Linked DNA regions of Homo sapiens: all the other regions are linked to region 4. The links are chromatin loops, found by intact Hi-C in ENCODE. Cell type or tissue: mammary epithelial cell. All regions are shown on one strand. Links, peaks and the distances in the headings refer to the core of each region. The heading gives the core; the rest is flanking DNA.

Region 1 (5,336 bases), core at 84-5,083, 130 kb before region 4:
AAAGCAACCTAGTTGTCCATTGAGGGGTGAATTGATAAACAAAATATGGCATATACGTACAATGGAAAATATTCAGCCTTAAAAAGGAATAAAATTCTACACATGCTGCAAAATAGATGAACTTTGAGGATATGCTAAGTGAACAAGCCAGTCACAGAAAGACAAATACTATATTATTCCACTTATATGAGGTAGCTAGAGCAGTCAAATTCACAGGGACAAAAAGTAGAATTATGGTTGCCAGGGCTCAGGAGAGGGAAGAATGGTGAGCTAACTTTTTAATAGATACATATTTCCAGTTGGAGAAGATGAAAATTTCTGGTGATGTACAGTGATGATGGTTGCACAACAATGTGAATGTTCTTAATGCCACTGAACTATACACTTAAAAATGGGTACAGTGGTAAATTTTGTGTTAAAATATATATTTTAACACATTTTTTTTTAAAAAAAGAGACAAAGCCATGTATTAGTTATGGTAAATATTGGTCTTGTCAAATAAAAAAGAGGTAGATCTGCTGAAACTAGATTCACAGAAATGAAGAAATGTAAGAGGTAAAATGATATATGGTTGAATAATCCAATCCATGGCAATCCATAGCAAAAGCTTTTCAAAACCAAGACTGAATTCTGTAATACATCTTGAATTATGAGATTTATAAGGCTAAAATAAAATCTAGCACCAATTTTTTAAAATAATAAAAATTCTAGACCATACCACCATCTGTTTCTGTAAATAAAGTTTTATTGGGACCTAACCACACTCATTTGTGTTATGCATTGTCTGTAGCTGCTTCCACTCTACCGTTACAAAGTTGACTAGTTGCAACAGAGAATGTCTGACCTGAAAAGATTAAAATAGTTACTGTCTGGCCCGATACTGAAGAAGTTTGCTGAACCCTGTCCTAAACATTTGAATATAAACTTTGCATTAGATAAAAGCCTTGTACCAATGTTAAATTTGCCTAGTGTGAGACTGTATTTTGGTTATTGGTGAGAATTCTTTTGTTCTTAGGAAAGGAGTGCTGAATATTTATGGGAGAACATTCAAATGGTAGGTAGACGGGTGGGTGAATGGAGAGAGAAAGAGACAGAGCAAATGTGGTAAAATGGTAACACTTAGTGGATCTTCATGAAGAGTAGAAAGGTGTTTACATATTCTTCTTGCAACTTTTCTAAAATTTGAAGTTTGTCAAAATAAAAATAGGAGAAAAAAAAACAAATAAATCTACCTTTAGAACCCAATTCCTTTCTGTTCTACTCTGCACCTTCTTGAGCCCTGGTGATTTTATGACTTCTTATGATTGCAGATTAGCATAAAATGTTCAAGTCAGGGACAAGATCATGCCCTCTCTGCCCTGTAAAGGCACAAAACTATTAAAACCAATCACAACCAATTAGTTCCTGGATTCCTTTTGGTGTTTTTTTTAAAATTACTTTTGGATTATTGTGTTTGGGGTTCTCCACATGCTATACAGATAATGCCAGCAAGTTCTCTTGTTGATGGGCTATAAAAATAACAAATGAGTAGCACACTTTCCCTACTTACATTTCTATAGACACTTAGAAGTAGAATGAGTCTACTTATGTTCCACTTGCCACTTTAAGGCACCACTTATCCCAGTGTTGGACCAGCTTTCTCTTCACTGTTTTTTGTTTGAAGAGCTGAAAGTGACCTCACTGCTCACAAGCTAATTAGGGATATATAACATGCATCCAGAAAGAGATACTTGAGAACAACTGTCAAGGAGTATATAGCTTCATACTGTCTCAACAATTCCACACTTAGAATATATTCTTAAGACTTGCTCAGCACAAGCTTTAAAGTGACATGTACAGGATTTTCTTTGCAAGATTTTTGTTTATTTGTTTATGGTGGTAGGGAATTGAAGGTAATCTGGGAATTGATGGAGGAGTGAATAGATATAATGTGGTAAATGCACACCATGGAGTACTTTGTGTCCTTAAGAAGAACAGAGTAGACATGTCCATAGCAACATGTGCACAGCACAAAAACAGTGCTTGGTGAGAAACAGAGTGACAGATAGTAACACAATAGCATTTGAGGAAATTAGAAGAACTTGCACAGAAGACACTGGTAGACATTTTTCAAAAACACTTAAAGCTAAGTGATACACATTAAATACTTTTCAAAGGTTGTTAGCAGAAAAGGGGAATAGAAAGGAATATATAATTAAATTAAACATTAGGAAACTCTTGAAAAGAGAGAAGAGCCTTGCAGCCCCAATGATGAGGTTTAAGGAAAAGAAAAAATAACTTACAAGAAGATCCAAGCAACAACATACAATATATAAGCGATGAATATATGAAGCCAAGAAGCAGTCAGCAAGAGTAGTTTATCAGGGAATCTTCCTGGAAAAGGTGACTTTTAGGCACAATACTTTATCCCTCACTCATTACCATCCCCCACTAATACTCCTATTAATCCCACAGAATAGCTGTGGCCATCATAGAAACTAATAATACTTAATGATAACACTGACTATGTTCTGGATATTTATTTAGTGCCAAAATACAATCTTGAATAATTTACATGCATTATTTTATTTAACCTCCACAAAACTCAGGACATCAGGATTATTATCATCCTATTTCATAGATGGCGAAACTGAGACTCAGAGACATTAATTTTTCCAAGGTGATATAGCTGGAATGTGGCAAAACAAGATTGATACCCCATATGTTTGACTACAAAGGCTGTGCTCTTAACATATTTTCTGGTGATGACACATGGCAGACACTCAAAAAATGCTTGCTTAATGCCAAACCAAAGAAGGCAACAGTGCTTTTAGAGCTTCCTTCCAGATTTGAAGCCACGCAAGTGGCAGCCAAAACAAATTCCTGTTAATTAACATGCTTGTTATGACAGGTAGTCCCAGTCCTGGATCTCTCTAGGTTTATTCATTCATTGAAAAAAAATGTATTTGATGGAGAATGTACATGTGCTATATTGTTCTAAGTGCTGAGGATACAGCAATGAACAATTCAAGCAAGGTTTCTACTTTCATGAAGTTACAAATATGTTGGGGGAGAGAGAAGGGGGGGCTATATTAAAGCTGAGATTATCACCTATCATAGTAAATCAAAATACAATTGTAAAGTATTAAAAGGCAGCAATATACATGTTATTTAAAGAAAATATACTGGTAAACACCAAAAGAAACTGCTATTTTATGTAGTTGCTGCTGAAGAGTGGAGTGGATCTTTGTGTGTGTGTGGCAGTATTTTGTTATAAACGTTTTTAGAATTATTTGACTTTTTAAACTACACACGTGTCACTTTGTTAAAAAAAAAAAAAAAAAAACACACTACAAAGCTACCATTCACCAAACCAGGGATAGAGGGAGATATGACAAATGCATCATATATGTTTAAATTTATTCACAGCCTAGAAATCATCATAGAAACTAATCTTTCCTTCAAATTTTATATCCTAAAATTTCAGCGGACATACTGTCCATTCAATAAATAATATTAGGCTGGGCATGGTGGCTCGCACTTGTAATTCCAGCACTTTCAGAGTCTGAGGTAGGACAGTTGCTTAAGGCCAGGAGTTTGCAACCAGCCTGGGCAACATAGAAAGACCCTGTCATAAATAAATAAAGAAATGGTTTGCAGCCAATAATCATAGTTTTAAATTAGTTGGGAAAATCTGTAGAGTCATAAAGCACATGTTTGCTCACTATTTGGATTACCAAAAAAAGAAAATGGTATGTTCACAAAGACCCATGCTCAAAGAATTCTTAACTAGTTAAAATCACCAACTATCCATAGAATTAAATTCAATGATTACAGAGAAAGGTTTGAAAAATATAGATAGGAATAATAAAACTATACTTATATGAGATAAAGAACTGGCAAAATATTCAGACTGACTAGTAAAGATTCTGGATTACTTAGAAATGACCAAAATAGACTAAAATCAAAATTGAACTTAACCTTTTTTTTTTTAACAAATTATATTCAAAAATCATAACATGATTGGGGAAATTGCTCATGGTATATGTGACAATTATGTAAGGCTTGATATGCATCAGATTCTTACACTGATGTGCTACCTGCTCTAAACTGTTCTCTTAGCCAATACCAGGAAAATACCTGTAAGTTTTTCTTTCTTTTGAGATGAAGTCTTGCTCTGTTGCCCAGGCTGGAGTGCAGTGGCATGATCTTGGCTCACTGCAACCTCTGCCTCCCGATTATCAAGGATTCTCCTGCCTCAGCCTCCCGAGTAGCTTGAATTACAGGTGCATACCACCACACCCAGCTAATTTTTGTATTTTTAGTAGAGACGGGGTTTCACCACGTTGGCCAGGCTGGTCTCAAACTCCTGACCTTGTGATCCACCTGCCTCAGCCTCCAAAATGCTGGGATTTACAGGCGTGAACCACTGTGCCTGGCAAAGTTTTTCTATTTTTATTGCTAGTACCTACTACTATTTTTCTGATTCTTCTGTCTCCAAAACCTCACTGCCATTCTTTTCTATAGTACTTCTTTTTTTTTCCTCTCTCTTTTCTTTTTCCTTTTGTTTTTTTGAGACAAGGTCTCACTCTATCACCCAAGTTGGAATGTGGAGGCTCACTGCAGCCTCCACCTCCCAGGCTCAAGCAATCCTCCCACTTCAGCCTCCTCAGTAGCTGGGACTACAGGTGCATGTCACCTGTTTAATTTTTTTACAAATTTTTGCAAAGATGGGGTCCCACTATGTTGCCCTGTCTGGTCTTGAACTCCTGGGCTCAAGCAATCCTCCCACTTCAGCTTCCCAAAGTGCTGCAATTACAGGCATGTAATCAGCCTCTTTTCTATAAAAATATTCTATTGCAGTACTTGATTTAAGGAGATTGTAGAAAATTTGGGGAAAGGTTCCAAGATATTGACACTTTGGTAAATAATTCTTAAGAGAAAAACCAAAAGAGCTTGATCTATTAAGTCAGAAGTGAGATAAGGAACATAAGGACTTTTTCTTGTTTGTATCCAGACCAATAACAACAACAAAAAACATAGACCTGTGAGCAGCTGACATGAAATTTGTGGTGACTAATTAATTTTTAATTAATTAACTTGTGCTGCCTTGTTCATCTACTAATTTCCAGGTTCCCAATGGCTTACTGATAAATTAGTCCTAATGAAATCAAACAGATCTAAAAGGAACCAGTGTTTCTCTCTCCTAGGATTATCTCCATGTTTCTAAAGACAGACCAAAACCAGAAGGTTACTTCCAAGATTTAATCTGTACCAACCAGTCCAAATATTATTGGTTTTCAAGCATTCGATTTCCCTGCACAAAGAGCATGTACTTTCTTAACAGTGACTTGGCA
Region 2 (5,336 bases), core at 102-5,101, 74 kb before region 4:
ATATTGTATGAAATAAAAATGTATAGAACTTCTAGACTCCAAAATATATAGCAGTGGTTCCAGTTTTCATTACCAGAAATAGCTAAAGGAAATGAAAAGCAGGTGAGAGAAGGTTTCCCTGAGCAAGGCCAGGGCTTCATTTTAATTCAGCTGCGTGGATGGCCTGCCATTGCCCCCTGGCCTCACTGCTCGCACACTCAGAGGTCAAGCTATTAAAATCAACCAAAATGCTCAAATTAATTTCTTTTAGACCCCAGCCCTATAATGCTTGCCAACAAAAGAACACTTCACTGACTTCTGGCAGGAGCGGCACTAAATCTCTGCAGTAGGAAATACAGTTTCTTCTTAGATGACACAAAATGTTTGGGACATAAGCTTTGGGGATCTCAGAATTAAAGAGAACATAAAATTATATTTGGGTGGGTGATAGAAATCTAAAATTAGTTCCGTATTTCTTCTATTGGTAAATTAAATTTTAATGGAATATGGTATAATGTGGCTTGTCGATATTAGCAATTGTTTATATCATGTTAATATCTGATAATGTCCCTTGTGACTACTGCTTGGAGAAAAGGAAAAGTGAAGTGGATCTGAAGATGTACCTTTTTTCCTTCTTATAAATAACCCTCATTTGCTTTTTTTATGTTCTTTAAGCAGCCCTTTTAATTCTTTGAAAATTTAGAATTGCCCAAGGATTAAAAAAGAAGTCGTTAGCATCTGCTTTGAATATATATACCAGAGATTAATGCCCACAGAGAAAATATAAGGAATAGCATATTCATTGGACAGGATTCTATTTGAAGTGCCTGTTGTAGGACAGTCCTTTCTTCATTTGCAGCCCTGCTCTGGCACTATCATTAATGGTGATTTCAGTAGAGAAAAAGGATCAGGAAATGGGTTTAAGCCCTGGTTCTGCGACTTATTGGTCGCTAACCTTTGACAAGTCACTTAACCTCTATAGAACTTAATTTCCCTATCTGTAAAATGAGGGATTGAACTAGATGATTTCCAAGGTCATTTTCTGCTATAACATTTTATGATTCTAAGTATCTGGCCCTCTTGGAAAAAGCATATATGGGCTGTGCTTATATGAATTTAGTATACTTCACACTCTAATGAGCTAAAAAGACCTTAAAGTGACAAATGATTATAACTAACAATAAAAGGATAAACATGATGTTAATGAATGAGTTTGCTCAAAATTCATCTTCTTGTAAGAAACATTAGCACAATATTGGTTTATAGCTATAGTAAACTTTAGAACCCAGGCCCTAGCAAAAGAAGTCCCCAAAAAGAGAGATCAGAATCTTACCTTTAGTGCTTAAACTCACTTGCTCCAGTGATCTCACACAGTGAATGTCCCAAGAATGCTGACTCTCCCTTACTAAGCCTCTAATCCAACCAGGAGAAAGGCAATAACTTCATACATGGATGTGCAAAGCTCATGGATGGATAGAAATGAGTCCCTATTAAAGGAATGAGTTCTTACATCAGCTGATCAATTATACCTTCAAGGCCAATATGCTCTTCTTTTGTAGCTGGAGTCAGAGATAAAGAGCTTCAGTCCACAAGGCTGACACCTCCCTAGTACCCAGAACTAACCCAGAACTCCATTTCCTGTGGAGCCATCCTTTCTGCTCATCTTATTCTTTGACTTCAGTGACTCAAGTGAACCTTTATTGCCTAGGTTCATTCTGATTCACACGAGGAACTTTTAAATGTTGTAAACAGCACAGATAGAGATATGTACACTGCACTCACAGGGGTGTGGGTATACATAGCTGTGCTCAACCACGTGCATGCTCCCTTTACAAGGATTGATGTCAAAAAGAAAAACAAGCTCTTTGAGCAACCTCAAAAGCTAAACTGAGTCTTAAAATTTTAGATACCAAATTTACCTTCTAGTCCAACAATTTTGTTAAAATTTCATGTTTTGCACTGTTAATGATGGCATGCTTGTGTGGCATTTGCATTCATAAATGCAAATGTATTTACATGGCATTATACCCAGATGATTAATAAATTGTTTGGTTAACTACTTTGTTTTAGGCTAGTGAGTCTCTATTATTTTTAAATAGTTACTCCTTCTAATATGAAATATATTCAAACTTTTTTAAAACTGAAATTTTCTTCTGGACTTAAAAAAGAGACTAACATTGATTAGCACAAAATTTCAAATGGATCCACTAGTTTTGTAATAAATTAGCTCTGGCTGATATGGAGAAGGCGATGGGTTGAATTCTGTCCCCCTCCTGTCCATTCTTATGTTGGAGTCCTAACTGCCAGGACCTCAGAAATGTGACCTTATTTGGAAATAGGAGCATTGCAGGTACAATTAGTTAACATGAGGCCATACTGGAGCAGAGTGGGCCCCTCATCCAATGTGACTGGTTTCTTCTAAAAGGAGGAAATTTGGAGACAGAGACACACAGGGAGAACGCCATGTGGAGGTGAAGATAAAGAACACAACGGTGCTTCTACAAGCCAAGGAATGCCAAGGACCTCCAGCAAACCACCAAGAAGCTCAGGGGGAGGCACAGAACGAATTCTTTCTCACAGACCTCAGAAGGAACCAACGCTGCTGACGCCTGGATCTCAGACTTCCAGCCTCCAGAACTGCCAGGGAATACATTTCTGTTGTTTAAGCCATTCAGTTTGTAGTATTTTGTTATGGCAGCCCCCAGGAAACTAATACAATAACTAAATTTGGAAACTTTCTCTTGGCTTTTTTTTTTTAATTATCAAGAACAAGTGCCTCTAACAATTTGTATAAGTCTGACTTGTTCATCCTACTAACTACAAACATGCACACATATGACCACGTCCAAACACAGAGATAAGTATCTGGACTCAGTCTCACTGAGCGTAGTTGCTGGGAATGCCCTGGAGAGCATGCTGTAATAGTGGGCGTCAACAAGGATGGTGTTTTCTTACTCTCAGTCTTGAATTAGTAAAAGACGAAGAAAAAAAGCACACTTGCGTATTCGCTGGTGTAGGCCCAGTCATGATTCTTTTAAAGACGCTGCCAATAGATTTTAGTCATTCTCTGGCCAAGGTTTCTCTTCAACCGCAAACACTACATAGTTGCTGAATGAGTCACCACCTTGAGTCATCTAATTCCTTGACCAGTACATGCCTGCTGCTGACAGCACACAGTGTCTCTGGTTGTGTATTTTGTTTTGCTCCCGTCTCTGGATCTTCTTTAATACTTTCTCAAGGGCAGGGTTAAAGATTCACTGTGAATCCTTAGAGGATGAATCTCACTTACTTAGTGGCATGTGCACTGGCTGGTCATCAAGAACCAAGACATTAAGTTTTATTAAGCTTTCTCATACCTGGATCTCAACCTTATGTGGTCTTATTACTGAAAAAAAAAAAACAGTAAATGTAAGCTGAAAATATTTTTCCCCCTTCAAACTGTAAACCTATGCTCAAAAATTCAGGGGAAAACAAAAGGAAAGAAGAATGATGTTCCCAGGAAGGATGCCAGTGGAGCACAGCCCACTAAAACAAATAAACCTCAGAGCTTATTTTTGCATGACTTTTAAAAAGTGTGGCTTAAAGATATTTTCTCTATCAACATAACCACAAGATTCTTTGTTCTTGAATAGGAAAATATTTTATTCTTCAAGGTTGGTAGACTGAAGCATTTTGAATATTTGTAACTTTCTTTGTAATTTCTATCACTTACCTAATTTTTATTTTTCCATGAATGGGTACTTATATTATGGAAATAGAAATTAGAAAAATGGAAAAAAAAGTTCTTTTAATTCATTTCAACTATGCTGCCCTAGCTCCTAACTTTACCAAATACAGGGAGGAGAAAGATACATCTTAAGTTTCTACCTTAAATGGATAGGCTTCCATAAGCTGAAGAATGACTGTTCAAAGGTATTATTCATAACATATATTTGCATGGCAATACACAATTCTCACAAAACCCAATTCATCCTAAAAACGACCCCAAGAACCATATTGAGGAAACAGAAGTCCTCAGGTTATATGGAAGGTGGTGGGGCCAAGGACTCTTGGCTCAGTGCTCTTTGTTCTCCAGCCTGCTAAGGCAAATTGCCCTGGACAGGAGGCACAGCCATCTGCCACGGAGAATACTATAGTTAACTCTCCATCAGACTCCTCTCTGCCTAAGGACAGCAAAGCAAGCCACAAAACGTCTCTGTGCTTCTGTTTCCTCATCTGCAAAATCAGAATAATGTCACCAACCCTAAAAAGATAAGGTGAGAGTAAAATTAAACAAGGCCAGTGAAAGAAAGTTAATAAACCATAACGTGTTGTACACATTTTATACAAATCCCTTCTTAGAAGTTATGTCACAACAGAACACAAATAGCCAAAGCAATCTGAAGAAAAAAAAAAAAGTGAGAGGCATCACACTTCCTGATTTCAAATTATGTTAAAAAGCTATAGTAATCAAAACATGTGGACACATAAACCAATGGAACGGAAGCCTAACCATATATAGTGAGAACAATTTTCAACAAGGCCACCAAAAGGTTGCAATGGGGAAATGTTGGTCTTTTCCATAAATGGTGCTGGGAAAACTGGATCTTCACATGCCAAAGAATGCAACTGGATCCTTATCTTACACCATATGCAAAAAAATCAATTCAAAATTAAAGACCTAAACATAAGCCCTGATACCATAAAACTCCTAGAAGAAAGTGTAGGAGGAAAGCTCCTTGAGATTGGCCTTGGCAATGAGTTTTGGATATCATAACAAAAGCTCAGGCAACAAAAGCAACAATGAACAACTGAGACTACATCAGACTAAAAAGCTTCTGCACAGTGAACAATTGGCAAAATGAAAAGACAGCCTACAGATTTAGGAGAAAATATTTGCCAACCATACATCTGATAAGGCATTGATAATTAAAATATAGAGGGAACTCACATGACTCAATAGCAAAAAAAAAAAAAAAACCAAATTTAAAAATGGGCAAAGGAGCTGAATATATATGAATATATATGCATATATGTATGCATACATATATACGTATATATGAATATATACGTATATATGTATGCATACATATATGTATATATAGAGAGGTATAGATATATATATAGAGGTGTATATATATATATATACTTTATACATATACGATATATATATTATATATCTCTCTCACAATTTCTTCTTTAAGAAGAAGGTATATATATATACACCTCTCTCTATATATATGTACATATAGAGAACATATATGAATATATATAGAGAGAGAGGTATAGATACACATATATATAGAGAGAGGTGTATATATAGAGAGAGGTATGTATAGGTATAAGTGGAACTTATACATATATAAAAACACAATTTC
Region 3 (5,336 bases), core at 153-5,152, 180 kb before region 4:
AAATCATCAGATCTCGTGAGAACTCACTCACTATCACCAGCGAGGCCCATGGGGAAACTGTCCCCATAATCCAATCACTCCCCACCAGGTTTCTCCCTAAACATGTGGTGATCCTATGGGGATTACAATTCAAGGTGAGATTTGGGTGGGGACACAGAGCCAAACCATATCAACAGAGAACTAAATGGGAAAGACCATCACATGACAAGGTGTCTAGAACATAGTAAGCAATCAACACTTGGTAGCTGCTATTTACTATTATTGTTGTTGTGGTGGTTGTTGTTGATGATGATGAGGCTCAAGACATGCTACCGCAATACATAGCACCTCAGCATTTAAGAAAACAGAAGCAGGAAGGTCTCTTTGACCTTTTCCTGCCATTCTCCCCTGAAGCAGGCCATGAAAGAATTCTCTGACCTTCCTCTGAAGTAGGTCCGAAGGCCCTCATTCCATGAGTGAGGAAAAGATATTACCTTCCCTTCCTCACATTGTTGTTGTGGGATGCTATTTCTGCACATGCTTAACAACCAGTCAGCAGTATGCTAGGAACATTCTCAGGCATAATTGTATATAAAATATTTCTGAAAATCCAAAGTCTGAGTAAGTCCAGCGAGGTGGCCAAACAAACCAGCCAAAGCCGCATAACTTATTATGAAGGCACATTCACCCCATGGTGTTTTACATCACTTTTATTTAGGTATCAGGATGATGTTAACAGGTGGTCAGTCACTGCTTATCCCTACTTGTCCCTCCTTACTGAGTTCTGATAGTTTAAAAATTGTGTTTCTAGATGGAGGGAGCCTCCCTGCCGAAAGAGTCTCCGCCTGGAATTGAAAGACCCACTCTGCTCCTCACTGATGTGCTCTCAGTCTCCTCATCTGTAAAATGGAGACAATCAAATCACACCTGTGCTGCCCACCTCAGGATCATTGCTGCGAGGACCGAGCAAGATGACGCGTGTGAAAGAGGGGCAAAACTGCCAAGTCCTCCACACATAGAAGTCATGCGGACTCTGCAGACGTCTCGCCATTCTATTCTAATTTGGGAGCTAATTCTTTATTAAAATTTTATTTTTATACCCTCCGTGTTTCCTCTAAATGCCTCAGATCCTCTGAGGAACCAGCTGGCATTTACTTCCATGTGTACCTCCATGAAAGCTTACATGGAACTTAAATGAAAAATTACATGCATATATCATTCATATGTAGATATACGTATGTATACACACACATAATTTTTACATACACATAAAATTTCTTCTCTGTACTAAATTTAAAGGACTACTCGTTAAAGCGGGTGAGACATTTGTACAATCAGTTTAAAAGATTTTTATTTAAAAACGGAAATTGCCCAAAGCAGACAACAGGAAATCATTCCTCACTGCAACTCAGATGGAGGAAGCCATCTAATTCTTGGGAATTTAGACACTCCTGTAGTAACGTAGCACAAAAATGGGCCTGGCTCAATCTGCTCTTCACATTTTGGTAATTTAAAAGGACATAACGGCATTTTATTTCAATGGTAATTGCAAACTCATGCAGAAAATGTAAATGCACATTTCATGATTAGCTTGCAGCATAAACTATGGCTTCTATTAATGTATTCCAATTTGTAATTCTTTTCACAGTATGAGATTTGAAAGCTGTGATTAAAATTAATTAGGTTAAGTAAAGTTTATCCCCCCTGAGCACTGCTATTGGGAACAAGCAAGAGGAAAACGCGAGCTACATCTGGCTCTGCAGGAAGCTGTGTCTTCACAAGAAGTCGGCTGACTTCTTTTCTCCCCACAGAGGTTGCATGCTGCTTATTTGGCATATCTCAACCACCATGTATCTCCTCAAGGAGCTAATTGAACCATTAAACTATTCTTTGCTGGCTCACAAAACCACATAGGCTGTGACTACATCATCTTCAAATAAGGACAGTAGGTGGATCCATCAATTGTTTAAATACAGTAAATCTTGGAGGGAAAAACACATACACCTAGTAAACCTGAGGTAGTGGTGGTTACCCCAAATCCAGTACCATAATTGCTATAGAAGAGGTGCCAAATGAGGGAACAATCATAAAGACAGTAACTAACACCAGTACAGGCCTCTCTGCTTTACACATAACTGTCTCAAACATTACCTCACTGGATCGCCTTAGCAATCCTGACAAGTTCTTATTATATAGTCCCATTTTACAGATGAAGGTGCTGATGTTAAGTGAGGAGCCCAGAATCAAAGGGCACTGGAGAGTAGACCAAGGTCTTTGGAGTTCCTGTCCTATGCTCCTTTGCGCTCACACACCACACTGGAGAAGTTTAAAATTCCCTAACAGTAGGTTTACAGACTATTGACCCTTAGGATCTTGAACCTATCACTTCAACACAACACCCAAATTTTGTGTATCAAGACCTTGGCACATTTTGGGGTAGAGCTGGTGTAACTGTTGCTATGTCAAGGAGAAAAGCACCCACAGAGAACAGGCCCATGTAAGCGTTGTTTGATATTCTTGGGGCAGTTGATTCAAGGGAAAAACCCACATTCCGAAACCAAAGGGTCTCCATAGATAAAGACTACTTCCCTGAAATTCAGAAATTAAAAAGAAATGCAAAGAACGTGTGCTTAGAAGCCAGAGAACATGGGGCCAGGGAAGCAGCATGTTAGAAAGAGGAGAACAAGTGGCTCCACATTTCAACCTCCCAGCCATTTACTGAGAGGTACACTTGGGGAATTAACTTCCATTTTTTTTCCTAGAGAAAACAGAAGGTTTAAGCCACTTCCTCCAAGTTATATTGGGAGTTGTCACTCAAAGGAGCCTTCGAACTCCTAGGCTGGTGCTCTTCACTCTATTTTGACTCTCACAAACTTTTCAGTGCTTTGTGGGGGGAATGATGAAATTAAATTAGGAAATTAGCATGCCAAGTTTTCAATAAAATATTCATCTTACTAAATTTTCATGAGGAAGATGCTAGTGCTTAGTGATTGACTGCACAGCTCGGACTACGGGATCCAGGACCCTTCCCAAAGCGAGCCGTACTTTTTTAAACCACTAGATGGCAGTACAAGCACAGCCTTCCAAGGACCCCTTAACGTTGCCTGCTCACAGCAGTGACGGGAGAGTTTTCCTACCCAGGCAGGGTGAGTCACCGCACAGCTCCAGGGTGTGGTGTCACTGTCAGTGTGTTTGGTAATCTGGAGTTTTCTCTGTGCTCTCCAGCCTCACCAGAGGCTGTGTAGTTTTGCTGGGGAGATACCTACTATGGGATCTTGAATATAGTCAATGAGAGAAGAGCTTAACTGGACTCCCCACTGTTTAAATACCAAGTCATTTCCATCCTTATGAATAAGCAGGGCCACTCGGATCCAGAAGGCGACACTCCAGATCTCCTCAACTACAGAAGCAACTCCCCAGGCTGCAAACACTCCAATCCCTTCCGCGTTGTGACCACCTGTAGAGTACGAGCTGTTAAAACGAAACCAGAGACTCAGAGGTAGGGATTTACTGGCAGCAAATTTCTTCCAAAACATGATGTTTAGCACGCATCTCAAAGCATCTTTTAGGATCATCCAGCCTGCTTGCCTCTAGAAAGGAGCACCCTGCACCAATGTTATTAATATTAGTTAATGCACATTGAACACACAGTAAGTGCTACATTATATACTTTATGTAGATTACCTCATTTAATCTCACAATGGCTATGAGAGGTAGGTGTTACGAATGGCCCTATTTTCAAACAAGAAGGCTGAATATTAGAAAGGTGAAGTGACTTGCCCAAGCCCCAGAATTTGAAATCAGGGCTCTCTAATTGAAAGTTAGAATTTGACTCGTGATATTAGTGTTTAGCACATTGTTTAACAGGGCATAGCATCTCACTTCTCCCATCTCTGCCACAGAAGGTTGCACACCCATGTTCTGGTTCAGAATTCTTTGGTGAGGTCAAGCAAGATGGCAGGAGGGAGAGCCTGAGCTGACCCTCCCTACCAGCCTGGGACCTGAATGCAGTTCCTACAGGCCTGGTTCAGCGGAGGTTCAGCTCAACAGCCCCATCCCTAGGGCCAAGGAGGCTTAGCAATCATCAGTTTTGTTCCTGACAAACAGAAGGCTGAGATGGCCCAGATGAAGCGGGGGGAGGGGTGGCTCAGCAACACACCCAGTACATATGCAGCGATTCCTGTGTGCTTGCCTCATCTTAGTGAGTGTCCTAGTCCATTTCGGCTGCTATAACAAAATACCTGAGACTGGGTAATTTATAAAGAAAAGGAATTTATTTCTCCCAGTTCTGGAGGTTAGGAAGTCCAAGATCAAGGTGCTGGCAGGTTCAGTGTCTGATGAAGGCTCATTCCTTCCTCATAGATGAGGCCATCTAGGTGTTGTCACCTGGTGGAAGAGCAACAGAGGAGTCTAAGCTGGCTCCTTCCAACCCTCTTACAAGGCACTAAACCCTTCATGAGGGTGGAGCCCTCACTACTTAAACACTTCCCAAAGGCCCCACCTCTTAAGACAATGCAGTGCAGATTAAGTTTCAACACATGAATTTGGGGGACATTCAGACTATAGCATGAGTTTTATCAAATGTCAACCCCTGTTTCTTCTTTGTGTCTCTGGATTGAAACTTTACTTAGCTCTTAGATTCATTTTGAAGATAACATAGTGCAAGATCGATTATCTTAATTCCACTCATGGAAACACAACCTGGAATTATAAATCTTCCTCTAGGTTTATTTCCCAAATGCTTGTTCATGATGATTCTTTCACTGGTCTGCATCAAAATGAGCACAAAAGAACAATGTGGTAAGTTTTTCATAAAGCTACTTTGAGATTTACAAGATAATTTCTTGTTTTGAGATTCTGTCCTTCCTATTTCTTCATGACTAAAATGTTTCTCTTAGGGAGGAATGGAAGTTGATTTATATCTAATGATGTCCCCTGGCAAGATAAAAACTTGGCAAGCCAATGGCTCTCTCCTGTTTTCGTTTTCTTTTTCTTTTTTTAAGGCAGGGTGTCATTTCGTTGCCCAAGCTGGAATGCCCAGAGTCTTGTTTTGTTGCCCACGCAGTGTGATCACGGCTCACTGCAGCCACAACCTCCAGGCTCAATCAATCCTCCCACCTCAGCCTCCCAAGAAGCTGGGCCTACAGGTGTGTGCCACCACACCTGGCTAATTTTTTCTTTTTTGTAGAGATGGGGTCTCACTATGACTGGTCTCGAATTGTACTCAAGCAATTATTCCACTTTAACCTCCCAAAGTGCTGGTATTACAGGCACTGGGCCTTCTTTTCCTTTTTAAAAAATTTTACAGATCAGAATCTGGGAATCGCAGCTCTGGGCAGTATTCAAACTTCGTTCAC
Region 4 (5,336 bases), core at 274-5,273:
TGATGTGCCCAACTCCACTCACAGCTGGGCAGCCACCGCTTGCTTGAAAATAAATGAATCTACACCACTCTCATACGGATGCTCTCAAGCATCCCTTGTTGTGAGAAAAACATTTATTGCTGCTACTAAAATGCGTAAAGTTATCTCACAAACACATACTTACAAGAATGAGGAATGAGAAACAGAACCATCCATAAAACTATAAGAAACGGCCTGGCCAGGGCAGACCAGGAATTAGTACTCTGTCCTTGCCAGGGGTCAGGCAGGGACCTCAGAAGCAGGGTGTTTTGTCCTAGGGGGCACCAGACCAGAGGTCAGGAGACTGAGGGCTACTCCTAGCTCTAGGACTTTTCCTTATCTGAAGGCCGGGTCGGTTAGCAGAGAAAATCTCACAGTCCCGTGCCAGACCTCCACGCAGGGACTCTGCAGTGCTGTTAGAAAAATTAGCTCAGCACCTTCAGCTTGCTTTCAGCCATCACTTAGCTTTCCACACAGACATTCCAAATGGGGCCTTTCAAAACTCTGCCCTCAAATGAAGGTAGTTCAGAGCAACACTTTAGATGATATCACAAGACTCCCAGGACGCTTCACTGCTTCCTCAGCATACGCCAGTGCCCGTTTTACAGGGGGGATTTATGATCCTTCTCTCAGTAGAGCGAGCCAAACTTTTATAATATTCATTAAAAATCAGCACCACGTGTAATAATATGGAATACTGCCTGTACACAAGAGGGCCAAGTTATAGGTGTTTAGGGAAACGTGGCAGAATTTTCTGGCCTTGGCAAGAGGTAAAGTTGCAGGCACCAGCACAACACTAACACAACCTTATTTTATTGCAAATGTACATTCAGCCTAAATCCTAATTACCTTCTGTAAAATCCTAACCACCACCAAGCTTTCTTCTGACAGGGCACTCACACGACGGCCTTTAAGGGCAGCAACAACATCCTAAGAGCCGCAGAAAGGAAAGGCAGGGGAGAGTGGCTGGAAGGCAGTAGGAGCTGGGGCTGAAGCCCGGGAGGTTGGCTTTTAATGTCCTCCTGAAATTGACCACTCTCTTTCCAAAAACACTGGCTTGGGGGCTTAAAGGTTCGCTCAGTAGGGCAGGCGGAGGGCCTCCTGAAAAGGATTGAGAAGTCAACATTCAAAAGGCTGCTTTTACTCGCCCGGTCCCCACCCAAAAGGGAGTCCGGTCAGCTTTGTGGGGGCCAGTGGAGCATCTTTTCTTGCCCTTCCGGGAAAACGCTAGCTAACCCTGGGATCCCCGGTCCCGACGTCTGCTCTCCTTCCCCAGGTGCAGCACCTAGGGCTCTGGCCCCCTCCCCACGTGCCACACCAGCCCTCACCACTACTCTCACCCTGCTATGCCCCCAACCCTCGTCTTTCGTGGCCGGGAAGGCCAGGCCGAGCGGGGCGGTCAGCCGGGCCGGGAGGAGGGGGCTCTCCGGGCCGCGCGGCCGCACAAAGCGGGGAGATCTGCTGCTGCGGCGGCATGAGGCGCGCCCCCTCCCGCGAGCCAGCGGAGCGCGCGCGCCCGCCCCCGTCCCCCGCCCCCCGCCCCAGCCCCCGGAGCGCCATTCGCGGAGCGGCTTACGCTAGTCGCCGGGCGTACCGCGCCCCAGCGGCCGGGGAGGTGCGCTGCCCGGCTCCCGTAAAGTTATTGTGAATGGGGAGCGGGTGACGTCAGCGCCGAATGTCAACAATGTAGCGATTGAGAGTGTGGGCGTTCCGGGGAGAGCGCAAGCCGCGCGGCGCGGAGCAAACAGCGCCGAGCCGCCGCCGCCTCAGCAGCAGCAGCAGCAGCAGCAGCGGCAGCAGCGGCCGTGCACGCCCGGGCTGCGGTCGCACAGCGCTAACGTGAGCGGCCGCCGCCCTCGCCACCCCGCCTGCCCACTCCCGCCGCCGCCCCGCTCTCGCTTTCCCCCCGGCCTCCCCTCGCCCCTTCCCCTCCCCCTTCCCGGCGCACTCGGGGGGCTGGGAACGAGCTGCCATGTGATGCGCGTCCCCTCCGCGAGCTTTCGGTGACCCACGAACTGCCCACCTCGCCGGCTGCCGGGAGGGGGCTGCGAGCCGGGAAGACGCGGGGAAGAGGAGGCGGAAAAGGACGCAAAGTTCTCCGGCGAGGTGAGTCCCGGGCCCCGGGCCCCGGGCCCCGCCGCTGGGCGGGGTGGCGGGGCAAGTTTGCGGGGGGAGCGGGCGCGCGGGGCGGGCGGGGAGGCGTGGGGAAACGGCGCGGGAAGGGAGCCCCGGCCGCCGGGCGCGCAGCCGCCCTCCCCGCGCCCTGCCCGCTTTTATGGCATTTTCTAGGAACGGGAAGGGGGTGGGAGCCGAGCCGGCGGCCGCGCCGCGCCGAATGTGTGCTCTCCCTCCCGGCTGTTTACGGCGGCCGAGGCGCATTGTATTTTGCTGGCGTCGAAGGGTGTTTTGGAACAGCAGAGGGAGGAGGAGCAGAGAGTAATAAGTCAGGCATGGGGAGGGCGGGCTGCAGGAGGCGCGCGTCCGCGCGAGCCGCAGCAGCTGTCAGACCCGCGGCCCTGCCCCCGGCCCGGCGAGGCCCGGGTGTCCCGGCCCCCAGCCTGCGATCCCAGCTCCAGGCCGGGCGGCCTCCTCCTTAACCCTCGGCGTGCGCATCCCGGGCTGCTCCGCGAGGACCTTGGCCGCGGCGCCTTTGCGCTCAGCTGTCAGCCGCCGCCGGGTGGCCCGGACCACCGCGACCGGCGGGGAATCAAAGCCCAAGTTTAGGGTCGCAGGAAGAGGCGAGCTGGGGGCCTCGCGGCGCAGACCTGGATCGAATCTCTCCTAGCGAAAGATCGGGTTGTCGGAAAGCGTCCCGCGTAGCTAAGACCTAAGGGCGCCAGGCTTCTGAGAGGGAAACCTTGCACCTCCTCTCCCACAGATCCTCCATGAAGTCAAGGTGCAACACACACACACACACACACACACACACACCCTACACTCCAGTCTCCAAGCCCCAGAAGCTTCACCCAGGAGACTGGTTTATGAAGGGGACACTGCCCTCCCCGTCCCCGCGTCGAGGCGCTCCGTGGCCCCGCTGTGCTTCGCTCACCCGGCGGGTGTTCGGGAGCCCGGCGCCGCTGGAGACGGCGGCGGGCGGCGCTCACGGGCTACCCTAGGTGCCCACGAGGGGAGAGACTGGAGCGAGCATCTCGGCGACCTCGGTCTGGCCAAGCATTTGCAGGAACTCGGACCGTGAGGGGAAGCGTGCAGGGCCGGGAGTGAGTGTGTGAAGGGGTGGCACACTCCTGGCTTCTGGGGTCGCGGGCGCATGGGGCATCCCCAGCACTCTCCCGCGCGTAGGCGAGTTTGGTAACTTGAGGGAAGTTCCGGCGCGGCCGCTGCCGGGGTGGTTTGTCTGTGGCCCGATGAGGCGCGCCTCGCAGCCTGCTCTCCCGGTCACCGCCGTCGCCGTGACCTGTGGCCTCCAGGAAACGAGAGGGACCGGGGCGCCCCACCCGCGAGACGGACCCGCAGTCTCCCGGCGGGCCCGCGGGCGGCGAGACGCGGCGTTCCTGGTTTTCACCTTCGCTGTCTAGTGCTGCAGTCTCTCACTCTCTGTAAATTTCATCTGTTGAGTGTATTTAACTAAAAAGGGTAATTACTTTAGATAAAAATCCTTTCCTGCCTAGTGGGAACCTTGGCGGAGATGATGCCTAATGAGATATTTTGCTTTTGTCTGTTTAGAGTAAAATTAGAGATGTTAACGCTGATAACGGTTTTCTCAGATCATTAAAATGTAACATGTAGGAAAGGCACGTCTTGCTGCAAAGGCTCGGGCTGACATGAAAGAAGCTGAGCGTGAAAGGCTGCCCCTCCTTTGGCGGAGAGGGCTATTTTGGTAAGGCAGCGGGCGTCTTGCTTAAAATGTGAGATCGCCCCACCCTGGTTCTCGGGCACCTCCCGAGTAAACGGCGTTTTTCATTCTTGCAGGTAATAATAAACGTGAGTCAAAATGACATCTTGTTAGAATTAGTCTTTAGTCTGTAAGAGAGATTGCCAAATTACAGTGTTGCGTTCAAACTGCTCCACTGAAAGGTCTGTCAGCATTTCCATTATAAATTCAGTTTTTCTGGAGTTTATAATTTCACCACAAAACTTTGAGTGGCTGAAATGTTTTCCCTTCTAGTATTCTGGTTTTTGAAAGAAATTTATTGATTGCCCATTTCCAACGTTTTTTTTACTCTCGAAACCTGAATATCATTGAAATAGAGCGAAGTCCCAGAAATGGAACACACAACCATGGAATAAAGTATTTTTGTTAGAACATAACTTTATTGGTGCAGAGCCGTATTTTCGTTTTGCATTGCAGGAGGCTTCAGGTTTGCCATTTGGTAATCATGAATGTGTTGAGTAAATTCTTCTGCTGTCTGTCTATTCTGCAGGTGGACTGAAATGTCAGTTGGTAGTGTGTTTGCCAGGATTACATGGAGACACACACTTCTCAGTTAAGTGTGTGTCTGAACTCATAGCTAAATTGTGAACACTCCTGTTAGTTACTTTTTTGGTTCTTTGTATGTTGCATGTCAGGATCTGCTATGAAGAAGAAGGGGTGAGGTGAAAGAGAGGGAGGGGATCAGGATTCACTTTCTGTATTACCAGTGCCTGGGAGAAAGCCATTTATTATTTTCCTATTGAATTATGCCCTTTGACTTAGTATCTTCAGGCAATTCTTTTCCAGTAGCTCACCTCTGGCTGCTGTGTAAGGGGCTTAATTATTTGCAAACTGCCTTGAAATCCCTGGATGAAAGGCACTGAATAAGTGCACAGTATTGTTATTCAGATATGGAATTTAATGATCCATTATAGTTCATCAGGAAAATGCACTTTGCAGTGATGGTAGGAAATGTTTCCACCTGATAGAGGGTAATAATAACTGCTTAAAAGTAGATTCAGATTACAGATGAGACAATTAACTCTAGCCATGTGCTCTTCAATTTGTTGCAATTCATTTTGTGATCAAAGTGAGTCACAGAGGGCCAGATGGTCAGGTTCATGTTCAGATCTCTCCTAGGCCAGCCCTTCACTTCTGGGCCCACTGTCTGCACAGCCGACAGGACTTAGTTATTCATTAGCGCTTGTGAGCTGTTTCTCAGAATTCCTAATCGAGGCTCCTGTGATGCCAACAAAAGGGCTCAAGCCAATCTGTATTGTTGAGAGCAGTTTAATTTTACTTGGATTAACTTTCAGTGTCTCTGGTGTGGATCCAGTCTTAACAAAAAGGAAAGAGACCCTAGTGGCTCTCTATCTCTGCTGTGCCTGGCCCCTCTACTCTAGTTTTTGAACCTCAGATTTCAGGGGTGTGACATCTAGCTTATTGT
Region 5 (5,336 bases), core at 70-5,069, 200 kb after region 4:
AATGGATAAACAGGATGTGGTAGATGAATATAATTGATTATTATGCAGCCATAAAAAGGGATGAAATATTGACATTTGCTACATCAAGTGTGAACCCTGAAAATATGGTAAAGTGAAAGAAGCTAGACACAAAAGGCCTCATAATAGATGATTCCATTTATACAAAATGTGTAGAATAGGAAAATCCACAGAGACAGAAAGTAGATTGGTGGTTGCCAAGGGTTGAAGGGGAAAGGAAATGAAGAGTAACTACTATGGGTGTAGGTTTTCTTTTTTGGATGATGGAAATGTTCTGATATTAGATAGTGGTGATGGTCGCACAACTCTGTGAATATACTAAAAAACATTGAATTGTATATTTTAAAGGTGTGAATTGTATGATATGCTGATTATATCTCAATAAACCTGTTAAAAAATGCCTAAGCCTCCAAACGTAAGTGGTCCTGGCCACCTAATAGAAAGCAGCAGGAGTTGCTTCTAAAATATAGAATGTATGCTGAATCCCATATGTGAAGAGTTAGAAGGGAATGAAATGATCATCACCATTTACTAGATACCTTCTGTGTTTCAGAAGCTGTGAACATATCAGCTCTCTTAGTCTTCCTTAAAAAACAAAAACAAAAAACATAGCCAGTTTTAAGGGCACACACCTGTAGTCCCAGCTACTCAGGAGGCTGAGGCCGGAGGATCGCTTGAGCCCAAGAGTTCGAGGATGCAGTGAGCTATGATCACGCCACTGTACTCCAGCCTGGGTGACAGAGCAAGACCCTGTCTAAAAAAAATAAAACAAAAGCATATGTTGGCTTTAATCTTCCTTGTTTGTTCACATCAGGAAACTGAGCCTTTGTTCAAATTGCTTGGCCAAAGTCAGCTATGTTGGGACTAGACCTGGGTCTCTCTGACTTTAGGCTTATTCCTAATTCACTGCCCCACACTTCTCCTGGAGGAGAAACCCTGTCCCGAACTGAACAGAGAGTGGCACGACCTGCCACTTAGAGAGGTGGGCAAAGTCTTCCCAAGAACAAAGGTATGAAGGCTGAAGTATGCTTTTGGAGAAAAAACAAAGGAATTAAGTGCAAACGGGAGGCCGTTGCTTTTATGATAAAGAAAAAAAAAACAGGTTTAATTTTTAAAACAAAAGTTCCACAAGGACCACAAGGAAAGTGACAGGAAGACAGAAGGGACCACAGGATCCAAGATTGCCAATTGAAAAGCAAAACCTAACACTGGGGTAGAGCCAGCATGTCATGGACCAGTAAGAGAAATGAACGTTCCCAGAGTAGCCAGCTGAATTGGGGAGAGGCCTAGCCGTGTTGACAGTCAGTTGGACCAGAAGCCACGTAGGGGTGTTCCGGAAGCTGAAACAAGTCGTTTCTCATCCAGAGACAAAAGTGGCCCCAGAAGAAGTTACCCTGGATGCTCCATGGATCAGGATCCAGTACAGGGGCTTGTAGACAAAGAGAAGTACTGGAGTTCTTTTACAAGAGATTTTAACCTGAGGTTTATGGATTCTTAGGGGGCCTACATCGTCTTCAAAGGGTCCTTGAGCTCTTGCTATCATGTGGAAATGTTTTGTGTCTATGCGTCTGGTTCTGGGGAGAGAGTCTTCAGGTTTTTAAAGAATCTATGTCAGGAAGAAGATATTTAAAAGTTATTTAAATGTTTCTCTTAAAGCGCTAGGCTAATTTTCTGGCTGTGTGATAGATTGTGTTAAATGGTCTGGCACTCCTAATTTTTGGAATAAAAATGAATTCTTAGTGAATGATCTCACAGCCTGCAGTGCTGTCTGATTCTGTCCTGGCATTTGATAGAACTTGTTAGGGGATTAGGTAAGACAGGATGTTGGTACATTTGAGGTCATTAAACCAAGAAGGGAAGGGTGGGGGTTGCGGGGGGGGCAAAGAAATCTTGCTAAATATATTGTGGAGCTGAACTAAATGCTGAATAGCTAAGGGACATTCTTTGTGTTCTGTGCCAAGACTTTAAAACCCTGTTTAGAAACAGACTAGAATGATGGAGACAGCTCCATCTAGATGCAGTGCATTGGTAAATGCCTGTCTTTCCAAGAAATACTATTTTACTTGTCCTTTTATGGAGGAGGCGTGGAAGGCTGTGATGTACTGGGTTGTATAACATTTTTGTAAGCGGATACAGCTAGTATAGAACCTAGAGAAACAATAAAAGCCGCCTTTTCACATGGTGTCTCACAGTTCCCGTTTCATTACTAGGAAAATAATGAATATGTCACAGAGAAGCTAATTCGTATGAAAGGTTTTTGTCAGCTGAAATGCATGCCCAAAAGTTTATTTTCTACCTGTCTTTTCTTTCTACTTCTTTTTTGTTTCCTTCACTCTTGTTTTGGATGTATAGTTTTAGAAAATACTCACTTTAAAAATGTATTGGATGGATAGTGGTGAAGGCTGTACAACGAAACAAATGTACTTGGTGCCACTGAACCGTATACTTAAAAATGATTAAAGTGGTAAATTGTACGTTTTGGATATTTTACCATAATTTTTAAAAAGTATATCGGCTAATACAGAAGGAAAACCCACTTACCCTTTGAGGCAAGAATTCCAAGTATCTTTATGTGGTAAATGCCACACCCTTTCCCACACGTGGTATGAATATGTAAGTCGTAGGGCAAAGTGTGTATGGGGTAGAAGTGCTCATTTAAGCATTGCATGGTCCCCACTCTGCCACTCACTGGCTATGGGACCTGGGACCCTATATCCCAAAGCAGATGTTAAGCCCTCCACAAATGCTGCCTTCTTCCTCCTCGGTCCATTACTCACATGTTGGTTTTTCAACAGTACAGTGAGACAGTGGGACTCAGTGATCTCCAAGGTCCCTTTCAGCTCTGCTGATCCATAGTTTAAACTCACTATTTTTAAAAAAAATCTATAGAACACTATGAAAATTCTCGTGGACAGATGTAGTCCACGGGCTTCCCATGTGGACACACAGCAGCTTTTGCTGCTTCTGACTTTCTCTCTCCTCTGTTCCACATTCTTTCTCTTCCCCAGCCTGCCAAGAGTCATCCATGAGCTTGGACCTGGGAAGAGAGGGCAGACAGGAGAAAGAAGTGAGGTGGCTCAGGACAGAAGGCTGGGAAAGAGCCTGGTGCTGGATGTCAGGCTGGACTAGGGATGCATGCAACAAGCCAGGAGTCAGCCCTGACAGTGCCACATGGTTATGGGTGTGATGGAACCCAAGGCCGTGGCCCCAGATTATCTGAAGGGTATGTGACCACAGGAGAAGTAAGCACGATTGATTTTTATACGAGGTGGATGGTGGTGGGAATGTAGAGATTAGATCCAGGGAGAGAAGCTGAGCTCATCGTGTGAGGAAGAGCCTCTGTTGGGGAAGAAGAGGCTATGTCAGGAGGTGCAGCAGGAGAAGAGGGCCAAGGGCCAAGTGCAGGTGTATGCTCAGTCTCCAGGCAGGGTTCAAGCTGAGAGCAGATGAACTCTGGCCTAGGACTCGAGGGCTGGCAAAGGCAGATCCCCAGGGCAATGTCTCTCCTCTGGTTCCTCTATGTGTACCTGTCACTGTACTCTGCAAACACTGATCTTCATTCATGTATTGGTGTAGCCATTCATTCAAGTTTGTGCCAGGCACTATTCCAAGTGTCAGGTATCAATGGTTAGCAAGAGAAGCTAGGTCCCTGCTGCTGTGGGTCTTACATGGACCAAGAGAGAAGATAGGTAATTATACAGTAAATAAACATGTGGATTTTGGTTATCCCTTGATGGAAACAAGCAGGGCAATGCCTAGCTGTTTGGGAGAGGACAGAGCACATTAAGGACAGTGTCTCTGCAAGTGACATATTTGAACTAGACCTAGTGAAGGAGAAGTAACCAGCATGGCTAAGGGTTGTGGGAGGGAATTCTAGGCAGAGAGAGAAGCAGGTGGCAAGGCCAGGCAAGGGCTTTGCATAGTCAAGGGACAGAAACGACACTGAAATATATAACAAGTAAGAAATTATGCTTCATGAACTATAACCATTTTAGCACTAAAACTCTTCATACAAATAGTTAAATTGCTGTGGGACCTGCAGCCTTGTCAGTTTACTTTCATGTTTTACTGGTGGCACATGGGAAAGTGGTCATGTTTCCTTCGCAGAAGAAGGATGTAGTCTCCCCACATTGTAGAGGAAGGCAGTGTTGTACAGGAAAGGAGGTAGCCTTGACAGGCCAGCTTGGATTCAGATTGCATGTTGTCCTGTCTCCAGCAGTATGACCTTAAGCAAAACACGTTGCCTCTCTGAGTCAGGGTTCTCTCATGTACCAGAGAGGCTAATAATTCCTGTAAAATTTCTAGCACAGTTCCTAGCAAATAGATATTTTCAGTAAATGGAGATGATGAAGGCGGCAGTGGTGGTGGTGGTGGAGATGATGATGATGATGATGGTGATGGTGATGATGTATCAATACAGGCTAGTATTCCAATTTTTATGTATAAAGTCTGCAGAAATCCAAGAATTATTTCAAATTATGTACTTTCAACACATTTCTATCACACTTTTTATTTTTCTGGCTTGTTAGTGGCAAGTAGTTCTGCCTGCACCATCCTTTTATGATAGAAGTGAAAATCTGATAACCTCTTTGTTGTATTTGGGAACTTAAACACCTTGAATGTCAAATAAGTGAATTTTCTAGCTTTGGTTCTTCAGCTAGAGTCCCAGAACCTGAAATGTTGAAGTGGAAACTTTCAGAGCTGTTTAATCTCAATTAATGTTCGCCATCCTGTCTGAAATAACTGCATCTCCCTCCCCACTTCTTTCTCTGTTGCAGCAAAAAAGCCCACTTTCTTTCATCACCTTTCCATGCCAGTAGAATAAAACACAAAAGCCACAAGATCTGTGGTTCAAAGGGGTTCTGCCTTATACAAGTGTCTGTTTAAATTCTGTTTGAAAGATAAGAGTTTAAAAAAAAAAAAAACTTCATCTCTGAATTTCCAAAAAATTAACAATTAACATCAATTGACCTCTTTCCTTTTGAACCCCTTCAGCCATAAAATGGCGTGCGACTACTCCACTTAGTGTTTCTGAATATAAATAAGGATTTCAGGGCCACTCTCAAGATGTTTGTTACCAAAGCTGTCATCAGATTTTCAGTAATATTTTTATATAGCCTGGAACCAGCTGAACGTTTGAGATTTGACCTTTTTAAAAAGAAGATAATGGTATCTAAATGCAATTTGTATTTTTAGAACTAAGTTTTGAAGTCTTATTTTGTTTTCTAACCATTGTATTAAATTGTCTTTCTACTCAATCCAGAGGGGAAAAAAGTGTGTGTGTGTGTGTGTATAGTTGTGGAAGAGTCACTTATTAG
Region 6 (5,336 bases), core at 228-5,227, 320 kb after region 4:
AATTTACGTCAGTTGATCACATGAAGACATTAATGCCTGCATCACTTTAACTTACATAAGAACCTACCTTTGCCAGGGAACTCCTCTATTTTGAGACACCGAGAGAATAAGACTCCTCTAGGCAACCAGCTAGGCAGATTTTATAACCCGGTATAGCAGGCAGGATACTGGCCCCCAAAGATACCCATGTCCTTATCCCCAAAAACCTGTGAGTGTGTCATGTGACATAGCAAAAGGGACTTTGTGGGTGAGATTAAGTTAAGGGTCTTGAGGTGGGGGAGTGTCCTGAATGATTACAAGGGTCCTTAAAAGAGGGAGGCAGGAGGGTCGGAATCACAAAGTCCACTTTGAAGTTTGAAGTCCACTCAAGTGTTGAAGAAGCTTCTAAAGGTCCAAGTGGAGACCCTGGTCATAGAACTGGTAGGTTTGGTAGGTTGCTCCACAATTATCATGGAAATCAACAAACAGGTCCTGGGAGGAAAGTCAACTTTCCCCTGCCTTTTCCCCGTTTCTGACCATGGCTGTATGCAGCATCATCTCACATTATACTAGCTCATCTATTTTCCAATCACCTTTATTTTTTATATTTTCTTATTTTTTTATTTTCATTCTTTAGAGATGGGGTCTCAGTGTTGCCCAGGCTGGTCCTGAACTCTTGGGCTCAAACGATCCCCTTCCCTCAGCCTGCTGAGTAGTTGGGATTACAGGCCCAAGCCAACACGCCCAGCCATCTTTGTTTTTGTTGTTGTTGTTGTTTTGAAATGGAATTTCGCTCTTGTTGCCCAGGCTGGAGTGCAGTGGCACAATCTCAGCTCACTGCAACCTCTGCCTTCCGGTTTCAAGCGATTCTCCTGCCTCAGACTCCCGAGTAGCTGAGATTACAGGTGCCCGCCACCATGCCCAGCTAATTTTTTTGTATTTTTAGTAGAGACGGGTTTCACCATGTTAGCCAGGCTGGTCTCGAACTCCTGACCTCGTGATCTGCCCACCTCACCCTGCCAAGGTGCTGGGATTACAGGCTTGAGCCACTGCACCCAGCCCGTCGTTTTTTTTAAAGACCCTTTACATCCTGTGAGAACTTTCACCTCTTTCTCATTGCCAGATCAGAATGACTTACTGGGAAAGTGTGCTGTTTTTAAAAATCCTACATTAGGCAGAAACTGAAACAACAGACTGACATCAAAGGTGTCCATTTAAAGAAAGCCCCAGGCTACAGAATTCTGAGCCCTATCCTCCTCCAAAATTTATGACTCTGAAACCTAAACTGCCTTGGGTCTGCCTGGGAACCTGTACATAATTCCTATTACACACTGTAAAGCGTCCCAAATAGCTTCCAAAGATACCTTGTTTTCGTCAATGGGGTATCCAGGTTGTGGCTTTGGTTAGTTAGAAGCAACATGATGCTTTTTTTAGTCGTTCTCAGTCTTGAATTGGCCTATACTCTCAGACTTCGCCAACTCTTCCTCCTAATGGCCTCTCTCATCTGTCTATATTTCCCTTCCCAACACCACTGCCTGTATCCCGGCCACAGTGGTGCTTGCCTGGACTTCTGTGACTGGCTTGCCGCCCGTCTGGCTTGTTCCCCAAATGCAGCCAAAGGAGTCTCCCTCATACTCTCCTGCGCAACAGACTCCAGTGAGGCCCCTGGGCCAGCCTCGGCGGCGGACACGGAAGGACCTTCCCAGCCCGTCCCCTTGCTCCCTTCTCCAGTTTCACCTGTGCCCTTGCCCCAGCTGCTGCTCCTGCCACACCACACTGCATGCTATGTTCTCTCTTAGGTCTTTGCACATTTCATTTCTTCCATCTGGAACACCAGCTCCCACCCAAAACCTAACTAATCCTCCCTCAGGCTGCAGCTCATTTGTCACCTCCTCAGTTAGATGCCCTTCCGCCAGCAGCTGTACTTCCCCTGTGACATGGTTTGGCTGTGTCCCCACCCACATCTCATCTTGAATTTTAGCTCCCATAATTCCCATGTGTTGTGGGAGGGACCCGGTGGGAGATAAACTGAATCACGGGGGCGGTTTCCCCCATACTGTTCTCCTGGTAGTGAATAAGTCTCATGAGATCTGATGGTTTTATAAGGAGTTTCCCTGTTCGCTTGGCTCTCATTCTGTCTTTGCCAGCGGCCATGTAAGATGTCCCTTTGCTCTTCCTTCATCTTCCACCATGACTGAGGCCTCCCCAGCCATGTGGAACTGTGAGTCCATTAAACCTCTTTTTCTTTATAAATTACCCAGTCTCAGGTATGTCTTTATCAGCAGCATGAAAATGGACTTACACACCCTGTAAGTAAGAACCGTACTGACAGTTCTTATCATGGCTGTGTTGTGATTACCTGTTGACTTGTCTCTGTCCCAATAGCCTAGAACCTCTCAGACCAAGTACCGTTTCCTTCATATTCATTGTTTTATGCCCCCAGCACCTAAGACACAATAGAACCATGCAAAGTGGTCAGTATGCATTCGTTAAAGGGATAAGGTGATTTGTATCTTATATTGAAAAGGTGCCCACCAGTGACATCCCATATTGTGAATTCCTGTGGAGGAGAATGCCTGGTGTCATTACCTTGTTCTCAGCCTATAAACTTAATCCAGCTAAGTGCTGTAGTGTCACTGAAACTCACTGATCTGTGCCTGGGGCTGCATGCTTGTCGTCTGACGCAGTTGTTCCCATGTTACTGTGTGGCAAAGGTGAACTGAAACACCTAGGGGAAGGCAGCTAGCTGTGGAGTGTTAATAATTGCTGACAGATTTGGCAGTTCATAAAGTAATGATATCATTCAGGACAAACTAATAAATAAAATAGCCTTTATTCTGCATTAAATATAATTTGCTAAAAATGTATTCTATGTGATGAACAAACCATAAGTTCCAAATTCCCTTTTTATTGCACCTAAAAAATACACCGTTAAGATCCCGCATATATTTTTTGAGGCATTTGCTTCTCTTTGCCTTGCTCTCTTTCTGTGACTTTCCCTGCGACCCAGATATAGAAATATCTTGTGTTCTTGTGCTCCCTCTCCTGGTCTTTTCTGTCTTTCAGCCAGAGCATATTCCTAGAATTGCGCACCACCCAGGTGGGGGCCTGGGCATATGAACAAAGAAGCCAGCCAGCTCGGCAGTGCTTGTTGTAAGATCTGGGGGGGGCCAGAAACAAATTTCCTTCTTCATTGTTTGCAGTCCAGCTTGACTAAGTGAAAAAGGGCCGTACAGGTGCAGAAAAGAAACATGCCTGGTATCCTTTCTGAGAAATAAAATGTTCTTTAGAAAAACACACATACACACAAACATTATAATAAAAAACACCTGATATTATGTTTTTTTGAAGCTATGCCTCCCCGGAGATATACAAATGCATGTATAAATGTGTCCAATCTGTTCTGTTAATAGTGCTAATTACCTGATTATCTGGTCAGGTACAGTAATAAACCCCTTTGACATTCTGTTCCTTCCATATGCTAGATAAAGTGTTCTAATATCTGGTCTGTGACTGTATGCTCTGCCCGCCAAGAGTCAGGAGGTGGAAAGATCATCAAAGCCTGTCGGCGGCGCTTCACTTCGGGGCACAGAACTGGGAACAGGGCACTGCCAGGCCCTACCTTGAGGTGGCAGGACAGCACTGTCCTTACTCCTCACGAGGGTGGCCTGTACTTCACAGGGCCTCTGTTGCCCTTCACATCCTCCGAACTCTGACCCTGCCCACCTTCTTTCTCCTGTTGGAGTTGCTTTTAGACACTTTATAATTTCACCTATTTATCTAACATTCTTCTTTTTTCCCCATTTGACTTTCTGAAATGCCTTCTTTGCTAACTCTGTGGTCTTTCCTACTTTAGTGTAGAAGAGGATTTTTATTTTTTCCAAGCTGATCTAAAAGACAGTCATCCCCCAACCCCCACCATCTAAAATTCTCTTACTCTAACTTAGCAGGTTAAGGATGAACCAGTTTTGCTCACTCAACTCACCCAGCCTTCATTTCCAAGCCAGCTTGCAGTCTTTTCTCACCATCCTGCAGTTCCAGCAGGACTGGTATATGTGTCCTCTTCCATCTGTTTTGCTCCATGGTTTTCCGAGCACTGTCAGCCTCTTCCCAACAGATCGTTTCTCTTCCTGTCATGTCATTCCCTTTTATGAGCCCCATTTGAAGTTTCATTTAGGTGGGGTGGAGGGCACTGGTTTCTCAGGTAGAGAAGGGTGTTAATCCCAGGTGCATATGGCAGAGCCTTTCCTAGAAAGCATGAGGCTGCCAAGGTCAGGGTCACAATATTTGAAGGACAAAGGCTGACTCCTGTTGGTGCTGCGCTCTCTGTCCCCCACCTGCTCCCATCCAAGCGTAGTGGTAGAGTGGTGGCAGCCCACATCCGTCCCTTGTCTCTCATCTTCTGCTGCACCAGGAGTCTCAACAATGGATAGGTCAGCATCAATTATTCTCCTATTTGATTGTGATACATTGTGAGTTCCTCCAGGAATTCTTACCTTCTTAAGACTACATTTTTGCTGGGCACGGTGGCTCACACCTGTAATCCCAGCACTTTGGGAGGCCGAGATGGGCGGATCACCTCAGGTCAGGAGTTCAAGATCAGCTGACCAACATGGAGAAACCCCATCTCTACTGAAAATACAAAAAAATTAGCTGGGCGTGGTGACACATTCCTGTAATCCCAGCTACTCGGGAGGCTGAGGCAGGAGAATCGCTTGAACCCAGGAGGCGGAGGTTGCGGTGAGCCAAGATCGCACCATTGCACTCCAGCCTGGGCAACAAGAGTGAAACTCAGCCTAAAAAAAAAAAAAAAAAAAAAGACTACATTTTTAAGACACATTCTTTTTTTATTATTTTTCGAGACAGAGTCTCATTCTGTCACCCAGGCTGGAGTGCAGTGGCACAATCTCAGCTTACTGCAACCTCCGCCTCCCAGATTCAAGCAGTCTTCCTGCCTCAGCCCCCCAAGTAGCTGGGACTACAGGCATACGCCACCACACCCAGCTAATGTTTGTATTTCTAGTAGAGATGGGATTTCACCATGTTGGTCAGGCTGGTCTGGAATTCCTGACCTCAAGGGATCGGCCAGCCTCAGCCTCCCAAAGTGCTGGGATTATAGGCGTGAACCACTGTGCCCAGCCCAAGACAGATTTTTAAAACTACATTTTTTGCTTCTTTCAAGTTCACTTCAGCATCCAGCACAGTGAATGCTCAAGTAAATTTTTTGCATTGATTATTTAGTAACATTTATGCAAAATGCCTCATATGTACACAAAATACTTATGGCTTTAGCCTTTCTGTGATCTAATGATGTTTTATCAATTTAACTTTTCTTAAATACTGTCATCCAACTAGCA

The links. Hi-C counts contacts between places; a loop is a spot of excess contacts. Peaks named below come from ENCODE experiments on the same cell type or tissue, not always from the same donor. Only the 100,000 strongest peaks of a DNase experiment are listed, where the experiment ranks them.
Region 1: a loop joins it to region 4, with 6 times the contacts of the local background. A loop is called at or near these places in 3 of 110 quality-filtered maps.
Region 2: it touches region 4 in a loop (4-fold over the local background); 32 of 110 quality-filtered maps call a loop at or near these places.
Region 3: it touches region 4 in a loop (5-fold over the local background); 68 of 110 quality-filtered maps call a loop at or near these places.
Region 5: a loop joins it to region 4, with 8 times the contacts of the local background. A loop is called at or near these places in 56 of 110 quality-filtered maps.
Region 6: it touches region 4 in a loop (8-fold over the local background); 64 of 110 quality-filtered maps call a loop at or near these places.

What each region holds. Positions count from the first base shown.
Region 1 is chr6:90,426,210-90,431,545 of GRCh38, reverse strand. No RefSeq gene overlaps it. Among named protein-coding and RNA genes, the nearest start is that of MIR4464, 120 kb to the right of the region's middle. In mammary epithelial cell, for the core only: no CTCF peak of the experiment used is centred there; a DNase peak (open chromatin) is centred at 2,815.
Region 2 is chr6:90,366,941-90,372,276 of GRCh38, reverse strand. No RefSeq gene overlaps it. Among named protein-coding and RNA genes, the nearest start is that of MIR4464, 57 kb to the right of the region's middle. RefSeq lists an enhancer at 2,211-3,410. In mammary epithelial cell, for the core only: no CTCF peak of the experiment used is centred there; a DNase peak (open chromatin) is centred at 2,936; H3K27ac peaks cover 1,605 bases.
Region 3 is chr6:90,477,216-90,482,551 of GRCh38, reverse strand. No RefSeq gene overlaps it. Among named protein-coding and RNA genes, the nearest start is that of MAP3K7, 110 kb to the left of the region's middle. RefSeq lists a silencer at 2,955-3,064. In mammary epithelial cell, for the core only: a CTCF peak has its summit at 3,038 (motif pointing right); a DNase peak (open chromatin) is centred at 3,131.
Region 4 is chr6:90,293,268-90,298,603 of GRCh38, reverse strand. It overlaps BACH2 (BACH transcriptional regulator 2), which reads left to right and starts at 1,761. Exons shown (of 9, transcript NM_021813.4): 1 at 1,761-2,124. LOC124901361 (a long non-coding RNA gene) reads left to right here and starts at 3,398. Exons shown (of 2, transcript XR_007059676.1): 1 at 3,398-5,336. LOC105377891 (a long non-coding RNA gene) reads right to left here and starts at 1,365. Exons shown (of 7, transcript XR_942778.4): 1 at 868-1,365. RefSeq lists enhancers at 1-48, 3,366-3,455 and silencers at 1,848-1,897, 2,523-2,582. In mammary epithelial cell, for the core only: CTCF peaks have their summits at 1,617, 2,445 (motif pointing right) and 3,119; DNase peaks (open chromatin) are centred at 1,693, 2,443, 3,063 and 3,193; H3K4me3 peaks cover 2,734 bases.
Region 5 is chr6:90,094,836-90,100,171 of GRCh38, reverse strand. The region is part of intron 4 of BACH2 (BACH transcriptional regulator 2); the gene reads left to right. Among named protein-coding and RNA genes, the nearest start is that of BACH2, 200 kb to the left of the region's middle. In mammary epithelial cell, for the core only: a CTCF peak has its summit at 2,030; a DNase peak (open chromatin) is centred at 1,921; H3K27ac peaks cover 2,890 bases.
Region 6 is chr6:89,968,513-89,973,848 of GRCh38, reverse strand. The region is part of intron 6 of BACH2 (BACH transcriptional regulator 2); the gene reads left to right. Among named protein-coding and RNA genes, the nearest start is that of GJA10, 77 kb to the right of the region's middle. In mammary epithelial cell, for the core only: CTCF peaks have their summits at 3,031 (motif pointing left) and 3,600; no DNase peak of the experiment used is centred there.